2 separate regions of the Homo sapiens genome follow, and region 2 is linked to region 1. The links are chromatin loops, found by intact Hi-C in ENCODE. Cell type or tissue: CD4-positive, alpha-beta T cell. All regions are shown on one strand. Each heading gives the region's core, and the rest is flanking DNA. Links, peaks and the distances in the headings are about the cores only. Region 1 holds the start of ARID5A (AT-rich interaction domain 5A). Region 2 holds the start of CNNM4 (cyclin and CBS domain divalent metal cation transport mediator 4).

Region 1 (8,316 bases), core at 57-8,056:
GCCCCCTTCCTGGCCGTGCTCCTGCCTGGGCCTCTGGAGCCTGCCTCTCCCCCTCTGATGTAAGCTGATATTTTAATTCTCTTACAAGGAATGGTGTTTAGAGAAATGACTTAACCAGATTACTCATCGTCTCTAATGACTTGGCCCGACTCCAGCGCTATTCCTAGACGTGACGCTTGAGGCTTCGATTCTTTCTCTCTTTCCTTTTGCTCCTTTTTTTTTTTTTTTAAATACCAAGAAATTACAGCCCTGCCTACGCGGAGGCCCAGCCCCTACACGCCCCCTTTGCATGGTATCCTGGGAGATGGAGTTCTGTCCTGGCCCCAGTCATGCCCCCATCCCCAGCCCAACTCCTCGCCCCTCTCCCGCCTCATCTTGGTGGGAGATGGGCAGGGTGTGGCTGGGCAGAGGTCATTTAATCTCTACATGCCTTGGTTTACTCTTCTGTCAAATGGAAGGGTCACCTGACATACAACAGAGAGTGGAAGTGTCAGTTGAGACCTTATTTTAAGTAAAAGTGTCACAGAGACCCAATGGTTTTAAGAGATTTCTTGTCCAGTGCATTTTGTGCTAAGCACCAGTCAAGACTCACACAGAGCTTTAGTTACCCTGACCCTGGGACTTACCAGGGCCTGGCCCTCACCCAGCCCAAACTTACTCCTTCCTGTCTGTGGACGAGTCTGTGGGCTTGTCCAGCACTTACTCTCTGGTTCTCAATTGTAATAAGGGGATAGATATAGATACAGCGCCCACTTCAGAGGGCTAGAGTGACATTGAAAGAAATACTCCATGCAAGATGGTGCAGTGTGTGTTAGGGTCCGCCCTGGTCCAAGGCATTTTCACCCCTTTCAGCACAAGGCCTTGGCTGAGTAGCTGGAGCGGGGACTGATTCTTAGTAGCCTGTGAGGTTGGCAAGGGCCACATCTTCTGCTCCACAAGGATACGGACTTCTTTCTGGTTGTGGCTACATCCCAGGTCTAGCTCAGTGCTGGCACATAGTAGGACCACACAACACATGTTGGATGAGTGGATGACTGAATAAGTGGAGCATTATCCTGCTTTCCACGGGAGGGGCCTGAGGCCCTGACAGGTTAAGTGTCCAAGGCCACACAGCTGGGCTGTGTCTGAGTGGGAATGAAACCCCCAATTTTCTCTCCTTGCCCTCCGTTCCCCTCCCCCAGGGGAATTCAGCTTCCACCCTTCAGGCTCAGGAAGTTCAGAACCATGGGTTTCTACCCTGCTGGGACACACTGGGGAGATGTGGGGTGGAGAGGGGAAACCAGCCCAGCCCTGGCCCAACACAGGAAATCTTTCCAGATTGGCTGGAGGTTGGAGGGAACCTAGAGCCAGGTGCAGATGCAGCTTCCAGTGTGGACAAAGCTTGGGAAGCTGGTTTACACGCGCCCTGGGGTACAGTGGCCAAAGCTCTTTCAGGCAGGAAGTTGGCCCTTGGTGATCTGGGACTCACAACCACCTCCCCACTCCTTCACCCCCAGCAGTTCCCCAAAGGCCAAAAGCTATTCTTGTCTTTTTCTAAAAGAGGCATTTGAACCATGAGCCAATTTTTTCCATTCCTGAGCTTGGGTATCATCTATTTCGGGCATTTGTTGTTTTCCATGAGTTGCAAATGCTGCTGTGAAGCTGGCCTTTCCTGGACAGCTAGCACGGGGAACGAGGAGTTAGGCAAGCAGGGCGGGGCCGCGTTAAAAATACTTCCCCACTTCATTTCTCCTTTGAAAACAAACCCCCAGGGGCCTTTGGCAACTGCTGAGCCTGGGAACTGAGCTTCCCAGGATAGAAGACTGGCTGTGCATTCTGTTTCCTGAGGGCACTGGATGGGTTTGCAGGTCCCAGAAGAAACAAAAGCACTGATTTTGCTGTGTGACTTTGGACAGTTTGCTTAACCTCTCTGGCCTGGTGACCTCCTTTCTAAAATGAGACCAGGTGGACAGATGATCTTGAATGGTCCCTATATCTCTGAGAGCTCCAGGATGAGAACCACCCCCAGGGCCAGATTTTCTTCCTAGAAATGGGCTAACAAGAGGTGCTAGGACATGGAGGTGGGAGTTAGAAAGCAGCTTTTAGCTCAGTCTCTGGGAACACTTTGTGAGCTCCTTAGCCCTGGAACTGTTCTAAGGGGGTCTATAATGTTCTCAGCAGGATTCATGTAATTGCAAAAAGATTAAACGCTATCAAGAGGAGATTAAATACACTGTGCTGGGCACACAGCCCAGCAGTTCCCAAAGAAGCAGATCTGTGTTCCAACAAGGAAAGTCTGTAAGATCTAGCGGTGATCGAAAAAGCAAGTTTCAGAATGGAGCAATGAGAATTGTATCGTTTCTTTAAACACACACATAAAACAAAGCTATCTATTTTTCTATACCATGGATACATATATAGTTTTGAAAATACACATAGGGAAAGTTCTGGAAGACTTCACCCAATCTGATGGGTCTTTACCTCTGGGGCAGGGAGGGAACTGGATTTGGTGTAGCATCAGAGAGGGCTGATTTACTTGCATGTTTTTACAGGACGAATGTGTTTATTTATAAGTGATGGTTTGTTTTTCTTATTATTAAGACACACAGAGAGACACCAGGACACTGAGGGGCTAGCTGACCCCCTCTGTAGGCACAGAGGCGTCCTGGCCTGGGATCCTGTGGTTGGAGGGTGCAGAGGAGGGTGGCTTTGGGCCGGAGTGGAGGTGTGTGAGATGGAGGCTTGAGCAATGGAAGTGTTTATGCTTTTAGCCAGATGAATGGAGATGTCTGTTTTCTGCAGGATTTACTGGCCATTGTAAATTACTTTCTATTGCAAACAGTTGCCTCAGGAAGCAATTAAATTTAGATCCTATCGTTCCCAGGCTGGCACAGGCAGGTGTTGACTTGCTGAGGCTTTGCACAACAGCCCTTGTCTGTCAGAATGTGCCCAGCTGCCCGGATGGCAGAATAACCCTAACTCTTGGTGGGATGAGCTGCTGTCTTATAAGATAGTGAGTTCCTTGTCATTAGGGGTATCCAACCCACAAGTGAGGGGTTGGCCTAGATTGTGACCCCGGGGGCTGCATCCAGAGCTCCATCCCCAACCTTGGGCATAGTGCCTGCCAATCAATGCTTCCAGAATGTACAAAGGTGCTTCCTGATGGCATCCCATCATAGTGTCTTCCACCACAGCCTTAGCTTTCCTGGAGGGGAAAGTGGCTTGTAAACTTGCCAAAGTGGGATGCATTGTTATAATTACCATTATGATTGTTCTGGGTGTCTATTACCAATTCTACAGGTGCTGGCTCTTACAAGCCAACCCATTATGAGGTAGACAGGGGATTTATCCTGCAGAGCCCACAGGGTCGTCTGCTCTAGACTGAGCCTGCAGACATCTTCCATCCCAGGGCCAAAGGGTAAGGGCCAGGGTTTCAGGTTCACCAAACTGCAGCCCTGGTCCCTTCGTTTAGTGTGAGGAGGGGCACCAGTATGATGAGTGGTTAGTAATGGGTGCAAAGCGGGTGGGGGGATGCCTGGGTATGAGGGCTCCTCTTCCTGGGTCTAGCTCTGGCTCCAACACCTACCAGCTGTGCTACTTGAGCTAATCTCTCAGACCTCAGTTTTACGCTATAAAATGAGGACAATGATGGTGTCAAGTGCATAGAGCTATTATGAGTATTAAAATTCATCAACAAAGATTTTTGTGTAGCTTCTATGTGCTAGGAACAGGGTTCCCATCCTAGCTAGCCACCTGCTGAGACTGAAACCCTGAGCCTCCATTTCTTCCTCTTTGGCCTGCACAGGTCCAGGTTGCTGCTATGGCTGGCTGGGCACCTCCTCCTGCCTCCATTCGCCCTAGGCCTCATTCCCACCTCCCACAGCCTGAACTCATGCCCCTTCTTTGGACTACTCAGCTTGTAGCTGCCACACTCTGTCTGCATTATGTGTGTGGACATTGACTATTACTGGCAGGCCTGGCCACAGAGCCTAGGCCAAGGATTTACTAGTTTGGTCCTTGTCTAGCTCACACTAACCACCTCTCCTTTTTTTTTTTTTTTTTTTTTTTTTTTTTTTTTTTGAGGCAGGGTCTCCGTCTATTGCCCAGGATCCAGGATAGAGTGCAGTGGTGTGATCAAAACACACTGCAGCCTCGACCTTCTGGGCTCAAGTGATCCTCCCGCCTCCGCCTCCCAAAGCAGGGATTCCAGGCGTGAGCCGCCGCTCCCGGCCTCACCTGGCCTTCTTTGTTGGGCTAGGTGGGGACTGGGAAATGCACAGGGCCACTTTCAAATCAAAGTCAGAAGCACTTTGCTCGCTCCACAGAGTCCTCAGTGCTCTGCTGAAAGCAAGGAGGCTTTTTCCAAGGCTCTAGTTTTGCCTCCAGGGAAACTGAGGCACAAGGCAGCAATGATTACTGAGGGTCCTGCCTCCGCTCCTCTAGGTGAGGAGCCTATTCCAGGGGCTCCAGTCTGAAAGCCTAGAGGCGAGGGGCGCGCACTACAATTCCCAGAGGTCCCCGGACTCAAGGGCGGTCCCCGCCCCCCGCCTTCTCCGCGCGACGAAGCCGGGCTTACCAATGGGAGCCCGGAGTGGGGCGAGCAGGGGCGGGACGGGGCGGGACTGCGGGGAGGTGGCCGGCGGGCCGCGCCGCGAGCCAGTATCTCAGAGAGCGCGGGGTCCGGACAGCCGCGCGCTGAGGGTCTCGGGGCGGGCGCCGCGGGACCTCTCCGGGCCATGGGTAAGCGGCTCTGCGGCGCGGCCCGGACAGGGGCTCGGCGGCCCTGCAGGGAGGTTCAAGGTGCCGGCGCCGGGTCCCCTCCAGCCCTCGTGGCAGTCGGTGCGCTGTGTGGGGCGGAGAGGGGCCCGGGGTGGGTTTCGGGGCGCGGGCCAAGGGGAGCGAGCCCGGCCCGCGGCTTCAGCGCTCCCCGGCCGGCGCGGAAGGGGTGAGGCTGGGCGTCCGCGCGAGCTTCGAGAAAAGGAAAGACAAAAAGTTTTGGCGGCCAGGGGCTTCCCGGGCGTTTATCTCGAAACTCTTTTCGCCGTCTCTTGCCTGAAATATGCCGAGCCCGGTACGGCTCTGTCGTCCCACTTCCTGCTGCGGTTTCCACCTCGAGCTGGGCTCAGCTAATTTGTTGTGACAGCTGTCGGCAGCCGCCCCTCCGCCCCGTGACATCCCGCAGGTTTCAGAACCGCGGCGCCGCCGGGCACAGACTCCGGGTCCAGAGCGCGCGGCCCTTTCCTCTGCGGCCGCCGTTTCCTGAAAGGGGCTGCGCGGGTGTGAAGAACTTGCTCAATGCGCTTTGTAGGATCCACTGTTCCTCTTTCGGCCGCGGGCTGCGCCGATGGTCCGGGGAGCCCGGCTTCTCGCCCCCTGCCCCTTCCTTCTCTTCCCTTTTCTCTTTTCCTCTCCTGTCTCTCCGCCCACCCGCCGCAGCCCCACAGGAGAGGGGTCGCTTCCCTGGTTGCTCTCCTCTCCTGTCCCTTGTGTGTCCCCTTGTCTTCCCTCGGTCTGCAGAAGGGACGGGGTGGCGGCTGGGGAGCGTCAGGGGAAGAGGGCAAGAGCGTGGGCTACGAGCTTGCAGGCGATGCCCGGCTTCGCGCTCGGCGGGAGCTGCGGGCCAACCCGGGCCCGCGCTCCGTCCCTCCGCGGTGTCTAGGGGTCGCCCGGGCTGGGGTCGCGTCACCCTCCGCCCAGCGCCGGCGTGGTGGGGCTTGCGCGGTGCAGGACCCCCGAGGGCCCAGGGGGTCCCAAGGCGCTGCGGGTCCAGTGTCCCTTTGTTTGCAGAGTCTTGGGCCAGTAAGGAGTGCTCCGCGGGCCCCAGGGGAGGACAACAGGTGCCTCTTGCCCCACCCGGGCTCCTCTGGTGGGAGCCCACACGCACGGTGGCGTCACTGCGCCTACAGGCAACGCTAGAGCACAGGAGGGGTGGGAGGTCGGGGCTCGAGGGCTTCACCCCGCAGCAGAGCTCAGAGCCCAATCCAGGCCTTAGGGACCCGCCTGGGGCCTAGAACTTGGTGTGGCAGAGGTAGAAAGGGCCTCCGATAATCTGCTTCTACAGTTGAGAGACGTCAACTGGCACCTCTGAGCCTCTGCCCCGTAGGTGAAATGGGAACACACGAAACCATCTGAGGAGCTCTCACTGTCCGTCACCACCAAATGTGGCCCAGACTCCGTGGGGAGGGACAGTCCCATCCTGGAACTGGGGCTTTTAGGACATCCCAGAGCCCGGTAAGAGGGACAGGGAGAATGGGGCTTGGAAGTTGGTAGCCTCACATTCAGTGTCCCCCGCACCTCCTTCCCTTTCTGTACCCTCTGGTGGCTCTTGTGGCCTCAGCTGCCCCCAGACCCTGTCTCTCTCGCCCTCCCCCAAGCTGAGGTACTGAGGTTGGGCTGTGGCTTGAGCTGCACCTGTGCCCTGTTAGGGAGTGGGGGTCCCAGGCCCATCGCGTTTCTTCTCACTGCTGGCTCCAGCTCAACACTTGGCAGGCCCCCCTCCCCAAACTGCTGGAGCAAGCTCGCGTAGACTCGGCCTGGCCGCCGCTCCCGGGCTGCCGAGTGGACCGGCCGTTTCGCCGCTTCAAAGGCTGTCTTTGTTTTGCTCCAGCTCAAGCTTAGAGAAACTTAAGCCAACAACCTCAGCCGAGGGGGCGGGGCGGCGTCTGCTGGTTGTTATTGAGGCTGCTGTTACCATTATTGTGGTAATTGACGCAGTGTTCCCAGTCGGTGACTTTTCATGAAAGGAAGTGTCACTTCCTTCCCATCACACCCAGGGTGAGTGGGGCGGGCAGCAGAAAGATGGGGAGGGAGAGAAGGAAAGGGGTGTGTGCCTCCAGCAGACCCTTAAACTTGAGAGCTGTGTGGCCTTGTACTAGTCACTGCCCCTCTCTGGGCAACAGGGGTCTGTAAGTCCATTGCGCTCATCCTGCACCCAGGAGGCTGATGTTTCCGGAGCACCTGCTGGGCAGCGAGGTGCCTTGGGGAGGGAGCAGGACAGGCAGGCCTCTGATCTTCTCACTGAGCCTGGCTGTGGTTTGTGGGGGAAGCCTCCTTTCTCTTCTCACTTTTTTCTGCTGAGAACATTGGGCACATTGAGTCTAGCACGCCCATCTTGTAGATGGGGAAAGGGAGATACAGAACCAGTGACCAACTTGGTAAGAGGTGCAGCCATGCAGTGCTGGAACCCCTTGCCCCATCTGTCCTCTTGGCCCACTTTCATCTGCTTCCAGCTTGATGTCTGGCAGGGCAGGGGCCCACTGACTTCCCCGCATCCACCCACTGCCTGGCCCCATAGCTACCTTCTAGTCCTGGCTAAGCCCCGTGAGACATCTTAAGTTTGTCTTCAGTGACTCTCAACCACCGCCCGACTGCCTTCACCTTCCTGCCTTTGCATACCTGCCTTTGCTTCGCCAGGTTGGTTGGGCCCTGGCCAGAGCTGGCCCCCTACTCTCTCAGGTAACAGGTAGCAGTTTTTTAAATGGAATCTCAGTAGGTATCAACAGGTCTTTCCTCCTTCCTCAAGATTATGGAGATAACACCCCTTATTCAAAGATGGTGGGTCCTCTGGGCCCTCCCCGACCCAGGCCAGGGAAGTTGATTCATAGAGTGTGGGGGCCATGCCCCTTCCCGGCCCTCCCCCTCTCCCCGCTGCTGCCCAGCTCTCTGACCAGCCCCCTCCCATCCCTGAGCCTGGATGCCTTAGCAGTCAACACAGACCTGCTCTTGTTAGCAGAGTGACAGGAGCGATGTGCTGGGAAACTGCACATCTACTTGGGGAAAGGGGACAAGTTTGCATCCTCTGAGCACAGATAAGGAACTTGAGGTCTCCCTGCTCCCATTAGAAAGAAAAAAATCTCTAGCTCTCAGGGATCAGCGTCTCTCAGGAGTCAGACTACCCTGGTTCTGAATCCCAGCTCTGCCATGGATAAGCTCTGTGGCCCCAGGCAAGTTACTGAACCTCTCTGAGCCTCAGACATTATATCTGTTATATCTGGATGGCTGGGAAGATTCAGCAATGCAATGTTGTATGAGATGCCTAGCCCACACCAGCCAGGGCACTGATTTGAGTCGGTGGAGCATGTAACTTGAGAACAAGTAGACCTATGGGAGCATCCTCTACTGGAGGCAGTGACAGACTAACATCTTCAGTGCTGGAGTTTTAGGATCTGGGAGTTGAGCTTGACTCAGACAGGAGCTATGGAGTTGGAAAGAAATCAGACTCATAGCACAGGAAGAGCCTCAGGCAATCCTCCTGCCCAGCACCCTGCCGCACCCCCTCTCTGCTTAGTAAGGGACTGGGTCACTAGGAGCCCAGGCTCATCTTCTGGCGCAGCCACC
Region 2 (8,316 bases), core at 51-8,050, 230 kb after region 1:
AACAGGCCACTGCATGTACTGACGACGGGCATAGCTCACCCTGAAAAGATGTCTCATGGTCCCCAACCAGGTTCTCCAACCCCGGGGCCCACGGTGCACCCAGAGGGATTCTACCCATTGTGGGGCCAGGGCAGGCCTCAGGCTCTGAGCCCCACTAGCGGAAGGGCAGCTTCTCTGCCAGCAGCTTCTCTGCCAGCAGCTCCTCTGCCAGCAGCACCCCATCTTGGAGACCCAGAGGGTGAAGAGGGCTAAGAAGCTAGCCTGGGAGGATTAGATCCCAGGTTACTAATTCAGGATCCTTGTTCATCATCGGATCTCCAGCATCAGCATGATGCCAGGTACAAGTGAAGGGGCACTAAGCCTTTAAGACTGTTTCCCTGCACAGAACCAGAAGGGAGTGGGCTCAATTATGGGAGGTGTAGCCATGTTGCCATAGGGCTTACACCTGGAAAGAAGCAGTGAGCTCCAAGGATCTCATGACTAGGGTGCTGTTACATGCTCAGGGGTCCAGGATCAGGACTCCTCTGGGCAATTTCTACTTGCAAATAGAAGCAACTAGGTAAGTAAGGACTTGCCACCTTGAGGCAGAGAAAACAGGTTTGATCATGCCTTTATCTGCCCCCAAAGGAGAGAGGCTCCTCGCTTGCACGTTTGCTTTCTGCCATTCTCACCGCCTGGCTAACAGAGAGCCACACATGCATCCAAGCTTCCTGACTCAGCATGTTAATAGACTGCTATCTCCATGCTGTCCCTACGGTGGGAGAGGTATTTCGACATGGCAGATGCAGAAAAGGCAGACTCCCTAACCAGGGTTGCAAGCTGGCAGCAAATGAACCTGGACTTCGGCCTGGGCCCCGTGTGCCTTCTCCAACAAGTGATACTGTGTTTATCTTTTTATTTTTATTTATTTATTTATTTATTTATTTATTTATTTATTTATTTTTTGAGATGGAGTCTCGCTCTGTCACCCAGGCTGGAGTGAGTGGCGTGATCTCGGCTCACTGCAACCTCCGCCTCCCGGGTTCAAGTGATTCTCCTGCCTCAGCCTCCCGGGTAGCTGGGACTACAGGCGTGCATCACCTCACCTGGCTAACTGTGTATTTTTAGTAGAGACGGGGTTTCATCATCTTGGCCAGGCTGGTCTTGAACTCCTGACCTCAGGTGATCTGCCCGCCTTGGCCTCCCAAGGTCCTGGGACTACAGGTGTGCACCATCATGCCAAGCTAACTTTTTATTTTTTAAATTTTTAGTGGAAATGAGTTTTTGCTATGTTGCCCAAGCTGGTAATCCCACATTTAACCTAAATATCTAAAAAACTTATTTTTCCTTTTCTTTATTGGCTTCTGTCATTAGACTCAGTGCATATGAACAGAGCTTCTGAGTGTAGACAGCCTGAAAAGGGTAAAATAAAAGGAGCCAATTCGTACTTAAGCAGAAAAAAGACATAATAGAGAAAAAAATAAAATCATAAGAAAAAGGGAAAAAATAGCCAATTGATTGATAATAGAATGGGAAAGTTTCTAAGTATGGGAGGTGGGGGTAGGGGTGGAGCAGGGCGCTGGTGTTACAGCTCACTAGGAGATGAGGAGAGCTGGGTTTGCTTTGAGGCAATTCAGGTAGCTCTTCCTGGTTGGTGGAGACAGGGAAGGAACAGGCAGTCAAGGTTCTGCTTTTGTTCTGTCTCAGCCAGTGCCCATTCCAAGGCTCCTATTCCTCGAAAAAACTGACCTGCTGGGCACTCACTGCAAAGTATCCGCTATGAGTGGGGCCCCTACTAGCAACATACTTCTCCAGGCTGGCCTAGTTTACAGAACCCTCAATCCCAGCTAACAGGGCTTTCTTGAGTCAGGGCCTCTCTGCTACCACACCTCCTCCCACAACATTGTGTGATCCTTTCTGTTTAGGCTCCTTCCGTTTGGTACTGATTGCTGCTTTTATTAGCAAACATTACACCAAAATGAAAATAAATACAAGTGTCAGTGCGGGAAGGGAGTAAAGTGGGTTCTGTGTCTTCAGTACTGGCAAAAGATTTGCTGTGAGACCTGGTGGTCAACCCAGTACCTGATCTTCTCTGTGCACCTGTGCAATTATTGTAAGGATGTTTATCTGTCTGTCTTCTTCCCCCTCACAGGGCGGGCAGCTGTGGTCTTCCTTATACACCCTACTGACACAGGGCTAGGGCCATTCAGGAAGCAGTCATTTCAGGGATAGGCCCACTGCCGCGCCTGCCTGCTCATGTCCACAAGCAGCTGCCCAGCTGATCAATCACCACAATTTGGGGTTAGGAGTTTGGTCCTGGAAGGCAGGTAGCAACAACTACTACCTAGCCAAAGAATATTCTAAAGAGCTGTCCTGTCATGTTCAATGTCTAGGTCCACAATCCCGCAAGCTTAGCGAAGTAATGCTCTGTCATTCTTACCCCCATTTACAGATGGAGAAATGGGCTGGGAGATGACAGTATGGAGGCACCAGGATTTTTGTCTCGGCTCAATTTCTGCATCTCTAAATGGAAATAATTCTACTAACTCTGAGGGTTGTTGGGGGGATTTAATGAATATATGTGTTTACTTGTTTATCTCCTGTTTTCTGTTCTAGACTGTAAACCCCAATGGGCAGCGACTTTGGCTTGTTCACTGCTCTATTGTCAGAGCCTAGAACAAGTGCCTGGTACAAAGTAGGTGTTCAATAAATATCTATGCCTAAATGGAAGAGACAGGAGAGAAGTCTAGGCCAGAGCCTGCCCCTTCTATAACCTTAGTTCCCCAGATTTGCCTTCCACATCAGGCAGCCACTGGTTGATGGAAGCATCGTCGGGCTGGGGCTGGGGCTGGGGTAACCTACTTCTGGCCTTAGGACAAGGTCGGCAAAAATCTCAGCAGTGAGGAGGCCAGAAAAGTCTCCAAGGGGCAGGCTGCAATGCCAGCCTAAGCCCTCAGGTTTCCTTTTTCTTTTTCTACATCAGGAAAAGCACTTTTCTCGCCCTGCCTGCAGAGCGGGCCACCCCTAGCTGCAGGTGAGGGACGGGAGAGGAGCCTCCCACGTGCGGCCGTGCGAGGCCGAGGAACAGGAACGGCGTAGCTAGGAGACCAGGTCCCGGAGAAGGAGAGCTGGCCCCACTGGCAGAGAAAGGCGGGGAAGGGCGCGGAGGCGGAGCACTGGGCGGGTACCCGCTGGCGGCTCTCGCGCGGCGGCGCTGCTCCACCTTAAGCGACTGTACCCCCTTAAGGGCGGGCGCTCAAGCAGCGAGCCCCGGGGGCGGGGCCTCCAATGCAAATGAGGGGCGTGGGCAGGCGGGGCGGGGCGGGCGGGGCGCTGACCTGACGTCAGGCTCGCGGCCCGGGCAGTTGGCTCGGCGGCAGCGGAGCGGCCGGAGCTGCGGTGCGGACCGGGGCCGCGCGGCGTGGCGCGGGGAGCGGCGGCGGCGGCAGAGCCAGAGCAACATGGCGCCGGTGGGCGGGGGCGGGCGCCCGGTCGGCGGACCGGCCCGCGGGCGCCTCCTCCTGGCGGCGCCGGTGCTGCTGGTGCTGCTGTGGGCGCTGGGGGCCCGGGGCCAGGGCAGCCCCCAGCAGGGCACGATCGTGGGCATGAGGCTGGCGAGCTGCAACAAGTCGTGTGGGACGAACCCGGATGGCATCATCTTCGTGTCCGAGGGCAGCACCGTGAACCTGAGGCTGTACGGCTACAGCCTGGGCAACATCTCCAGCAACCTGATCTCCTTCACCGAGGTGGACGATGCCGAGACCCTCCACAAGTCCACCAGCTGCCTCGAGCTCACCAAGGACCTGGTCGTCCAGCAGCTGGTCAACGTGAGCCGCGGGAACACGTCCGGCGTGCTGGTGGTGCTCACCAAGTTCCTCCGGAGGAGCGAGAGCATGAAGCTGTATGCACTGTGCACCCGGGCCCAGCCCGACGGGCCCTGGCTGAAGTGGACGGACAAGGACTCACTGCTCTTCATGGTGGAGGAGCCTGGGAGGTTCCTGCCTCTCTGGCTGCACATTCTCCTAATTACGGTGCTGCTGGTGCTGTCGGGCATATTTTCTGGCCTCAACCTCGGGCTTATGGCCCTGGACCCCATGGAGCTGCGCATCGTGCAGAACTGTGGCACCGAGAAGGAGAGGCGCTATGCCCGCAAGATTGAGCCCATCCGGCGCAAGGGCAACTACCTTCTCTGCTCGTTGCTCCTAGGGAACGTGCTGGTCAACACCTCCCTCACAATCCTTCTAGACAACCTCATCGGGTCCGGCCTCATGGCGGTGGCCTCCTCCACCATTGGCATTGTCATCTTTGGGGAGATCCTACCTCAGGCCCTGTGCTCCCGACATGGGCTGGCTGTGGGTGCCAACACCATCCTTCTCACCAAATTCTTTATGCTACTCACCTTCCCCCTCAGTTTTCCCATTAGCAAGCTCCTGGACTTTTTTCTGGGCCAGGAGATTCGCACTGTTTACAACCGGGAGAAGCTGATGGAGATGTTGAAGGTGACGGAGCCCTATAATGACCTCGTGAAAGAGGAGCTCAATATGATCCAGGGTGCCCTGGAACTACGGACCAAAACTGTAGAGGATATCATGACCCAGCTCCAGGACTGCTTCATGATCCGCAGCGATGCCATCCTGGACTTCAACACCATGTCGGAGATAATGGAAAGCGGCTATACTCGCATCCCGGTGTTCGAAGACGAGCAGTCCAATATTGTAGATATTCTCTACGTCAAAGACTTGGCCTTTGTGGACCCCGATGACTGCACCCCCCTCAAGACTATCACTCGCTTCTATAACCACCCGGTGCACTTTGTCTTCCATGACACCAAGTTGGATGCCATGCTGGAGGAGTTCAAGAAGGGTAAGGCCAGATGTAGTTCCCCTGGTTCAATTTCCTCTTGACGCCTCTTTTCCCCTGGCGTGTTTTGTGTCTGCTGGCTTTAGTGTTCTGTTTGTGTGACTCTGTGTCCCTTTGCCTATCGCTTCCTATGCTTCTGAGGTGAACGATTTTGGAGCGGTAGACCCATTCTCAAGTGTCTGCCGTCTGCCAGGTAGTGTGCTGTGTGCTCCTGATGAATCAAAGCTGAATAAGACATACTCGCTCCCTTGGAGGGCTGGAGCAAGACCTCAGGGAGCTATTGAAGCAAGACAGAGTAAGACAGATGCCTGAAAAGAGGCCAGGGCGATGGAGATTTAGAGTATGGGGTGGAGTCAGGAAGGGGCTGGGAAATTGGGGAATCCACAGGGGAAGGAGCATTTGAGGAGAATCTTAAAAGGTAGAGAGGCTTGCTGCTTGAGGCAGAGGGAACCCCGCAAGCAGAGAACCGGAGTGGAGAAGCAAAAGTGTGCTTGTGGCCCAGCAGGTGGTCCTGTTTGGTGGGTATAGTGGCTCTGATGCTTAGTGGTCAATGGCTGGAGTAGTTTGGGGCCCGGTGGTGGACGCTAAGTTTGCTCCCAGCTTGGGAGCTACAGGTTTTTGAGCAGGGGAGTCATGTTACTGGAGGTGCTAGCCCACAGAAGCAGAATTGGGAGGTCTCTAATTGGCTCGCTTCTCAGAACAATGCCAAGTAGCGCTTTCGACTATTCAGCAGAAGCAAGCAGATTAAGTTTTGGTAATTGTGGCGCCAGCGTAAGCTTCCCTCCAGTGGTCTGCTGGAAATCTTCAGCTGCCTTGCACTGCCTTGTGTTTTTTTCTCACCTGGGTTCTTGGCCATTTCGCAGGTAGTTAGAGAGGCATTTGGAGGGTTTACTCATCAGCCTCAAAGCTCAAGGCACACACTCCTTTTCTTCCAGCAAAATTTTCCTCCCATCTCTGCCATTCAGAAACCCTCAAAGTGGCAGTAAACAAGCCAATTATGGAGTGGAACCCTCCCAGGCTGAAGGAAGTGAGGAGGCAGAAAGGGAAGCTCTTTTTTAAAGGAATGGGGGTGAGGGGCTCATCCTAAACTTGGGGACTTTGCTTTCTAAACATGCTCCCAGCCTTCATTCCCATAGGAGAGCTCCTACTGGCTGAGGCTGCTCAGGCCGACCTAGGGCTTGGAGGGACTTCGGAATCCTAGCAGGGAGTGAGCTGGCAGGTGTTTCTGTAACGGAGAGTGGAGGACAGCTTTGGAGTGGGATAGGGAGGAGCTGGCTTTGCCAGGTTTGGTCTGAAAAGATGCTGGGGTCAGGGCCAGGGTGGTGGGTTGGTACCCTCCTAAGTTCAACAGACTGAATCTTAGTATCGGAGCTGAGGACCACTTGAGTAAAGTAAGCCAGAGTCTGGGAGAGCCCCAGGGAAGGTGGCCTCCCTGCAGAGACTGGAGAGACAGACCCCTAGTGGTGAAGGCAGAGGCTGCGGTGGGGTGGGGGTGGGGGCGGCTTTGGGAGTGCAGACCCAGGAATCAGGTTTTCCCAGGTACCCGAGCCTGGGACAGAAAAGCAGTGAGGATCTGTGCCCCACCCCCACCCTAAGCCTTGGGACCTGAAGACTTCTCCTATTGCTTAGTTGGGAACCTGATTAGGACCCTCCAGGGCAACTTCCTCCTCACTGCCTCTGTGGTGTTTGGGACTATGGTTTGTGACACACCCAGTAGCACCTTCCCATCAGTTCATTTGGAATCTGGATCCAACCAGTATGGATTGGTCTGACCAGTCTCCCAGTCTTGATCAGCAGGGCTGAGCTCTCTTGGGTTGGAGCCTCCTGGGTCTTGAGAGGGCTGTCTTTGGGCTCTGTCTTGTCAAGTGCCCTTTCATTAAGTTGGGAAAACAGAGCTAGCATCTCTTAGGCCGTAGCAGAGCTCTGCTGAGCCAGAGTCCCCAGGTTCAGTTTACTCCGGGAAACTCTGCTTAACAGAGGCCAGTAGCCTGAGGCCAAGCCCTGGAGCAGTGCTGGTAAACCCAGGGAACTGCACACAGGCTGCCCAGCACAGCAGGCCGCCCTGGAGATGGTGATAGTCCCCCCTCTCTACCCACCCCCGACAAATGAACAGGCCCTGCGGCTTTATGCCATCACTTACTTCCCCATTCTCAGAGGTCTTGGAAAACCAGTTTTAACTCATTGCACACCGGGTTCCCTGCAGCGTGGCCTCTTCCAGACCTTCCAATCTGGCGTCCACCTTCTTAGTCTGAGATTACCCAGGACACAGCACACACCTAGTGTACATCTGCAATTTAAGAGTTTCTTGGCCAGGCGCGGTGGCTCATGCCTGTAATCCCAGCACTTTGGGAGGGCGAGGCGGACAGATCACGAGGTCAGGAGATTGAGACCATCCTGGCTAACATGGTGAAACCCCGTCTCTACTAAAAATACAAAAAATTATCCAGCCGTGGTGGCACATGCCTGTAGCCCCAGCTAGTCAGGAGGCTGAGGCAGGAGAATCGCTTGAACCCGGGAGGCAGAGGTTGCAGTGAGCCCAGATCGCACCACTGCACTCCAGCTTGGGCGACTGAGCAAGACTCTGTTTCAAAAAAAAAAGAGTTTAGGAGTCTGGTGTTGGGAATGGTTTTTTTTTTTTTTTTTTTTTTTTTTTTTTTTTTTTTTTTTTGCTAAGAGAAACAAGTGAGCAAAGTTAGAACAGCTGGCATTGTTTTATTTGTTTGTTTGTTGTTGTTTTTTTTTTTTGAGACGGAGTTTTGCTCTTGTTGTCCAGGCTGGAGTGTAATGGCACAATCTCGGCTCGCTGCAACCTCTACCTCCCGGGTTAAAGCGATTCTTCTGCCTCAGCCTCCTGAGTAGCTGGGGTTACGGGCATGTGCCACCACCCCTGGCTAATTTTGTTTATTTAGTAGAGACGGGGTTTCGCCATGTTGGTCAGGCTGGTCTTGAACTCCCGACCTCAGGTGATCCACCCGCCTTGGCCTCCCAAAGTGCTGGGATTACCGGTGTGAGCCACCCTGCCCAGCCTTTCAGCTGGCATTGTTAACAGCACCAGAGTCAGAGCTGGGGCAACTGTCTAGCCCAGCATCTCTCTCTGAGGGTCTGTCCTGGACCCTCCTCCACCCCAGGTTGGGTGAGGGTCCTGAGCCTAGCTTTGCCAGAGTCCTTCTGCCCCACAAGTAATCCTCTTTTAGGGCCTTTGTATTCTTTCTTTCCCCTTTCCAGCATTATAAGCTCCTTGAGGGTAGAGGCCATGCCTTCTTAGTGTTTTCACCACTCAGTGCTTGGTAAAGAGACGGGTCTCCAGTAAGTGTTGGACAAATGAATGAACAATGGATGACTCTCTGGCAAGCCCCACTGGCCTTTTTGCTGTTCTTTTTTTCTTTCTTTCTTTCTTTCTTTTTTTTTTTTTTGAGACGGAGTTTCGCTCTCATTGCCCCGGCTGGAGTGCAATGGCACCATCTCGGCTCACTGCAA

What was found. Peaks named below come from ENCODE experiments on the same cell type or tissue, not always from the same donor. Only the 100,000 strongest peaks of a DNase experiment are listed, where the experiment ranks them.
Region 2: a loop joins it to region 1, with 8 times the contacts of the local background. A loop is called at or near these places in 19 of 110 quality-filtered maps.

What each region holds. Positions count from the first base shown.
Region 1 is chr2:96,532,112-96,540,427 of GRCh38, forward strand. It overlaps ARID5A (AT-rich interaction domain 5A), which reads left to right and starts at 4,641. Exons shown (of 7, transcript NM_212481.3): 1 at 4,641-4,719. The coding sequence starts at 4,716. LOC105373496 (a long non-coding RNA gene) reads right to left here and starts at 195. Exons shown (of 3, transcript NR_135564.1): 1 at 116-195. RefSeq lists enhancers at 1-480, 189-238, 6,080-6,199, 6,417-6,962 and silencers at 4,560-4,919, 5,600-5,809. In CD4-positive, alpha-beta T cell, for the core only: a CTCF peak has its summit at 4,398; DNase peaks (open chromatin) are centred at 160, 4,550, 5,070, 6,680 and 2 weaker places; H3K4me3 peaks cover 3,922 bases; H3K27ac peaks cover 3,359 bases.
Region 2 is chr2:96,757,560-96,765,875 of GRCh38, forward strand. It overlaps CNNM4 (cyclin and CBS domain divalent metal cation transport mediator 4), which reads left to right and starts at 3,343. Exons shown (of 7, transcript NM_020184.4): 1 at 3,343-4,842. The coding sequence starts at 3,441. RefSeq lists enhancers at 2,781-2,830, 3,390-3,979, 3,851-4,100, 3,980-4,568, 6,639-6,688 and 1 more and silencers at 3,161-3,580, 3,704-3,887, 6,259-6,308. In CD4-positive, alpha-beta T cell, for the core only: CTCF peaks have their summits at 3,554, 3,755 and 6,297 (motif pointing left); DNase peaks (open chromatin) are centred at 3,192 and 6,312; H3K4me3 peaks cover 4,239 bases; H3K27ac peaks cover 914 bases.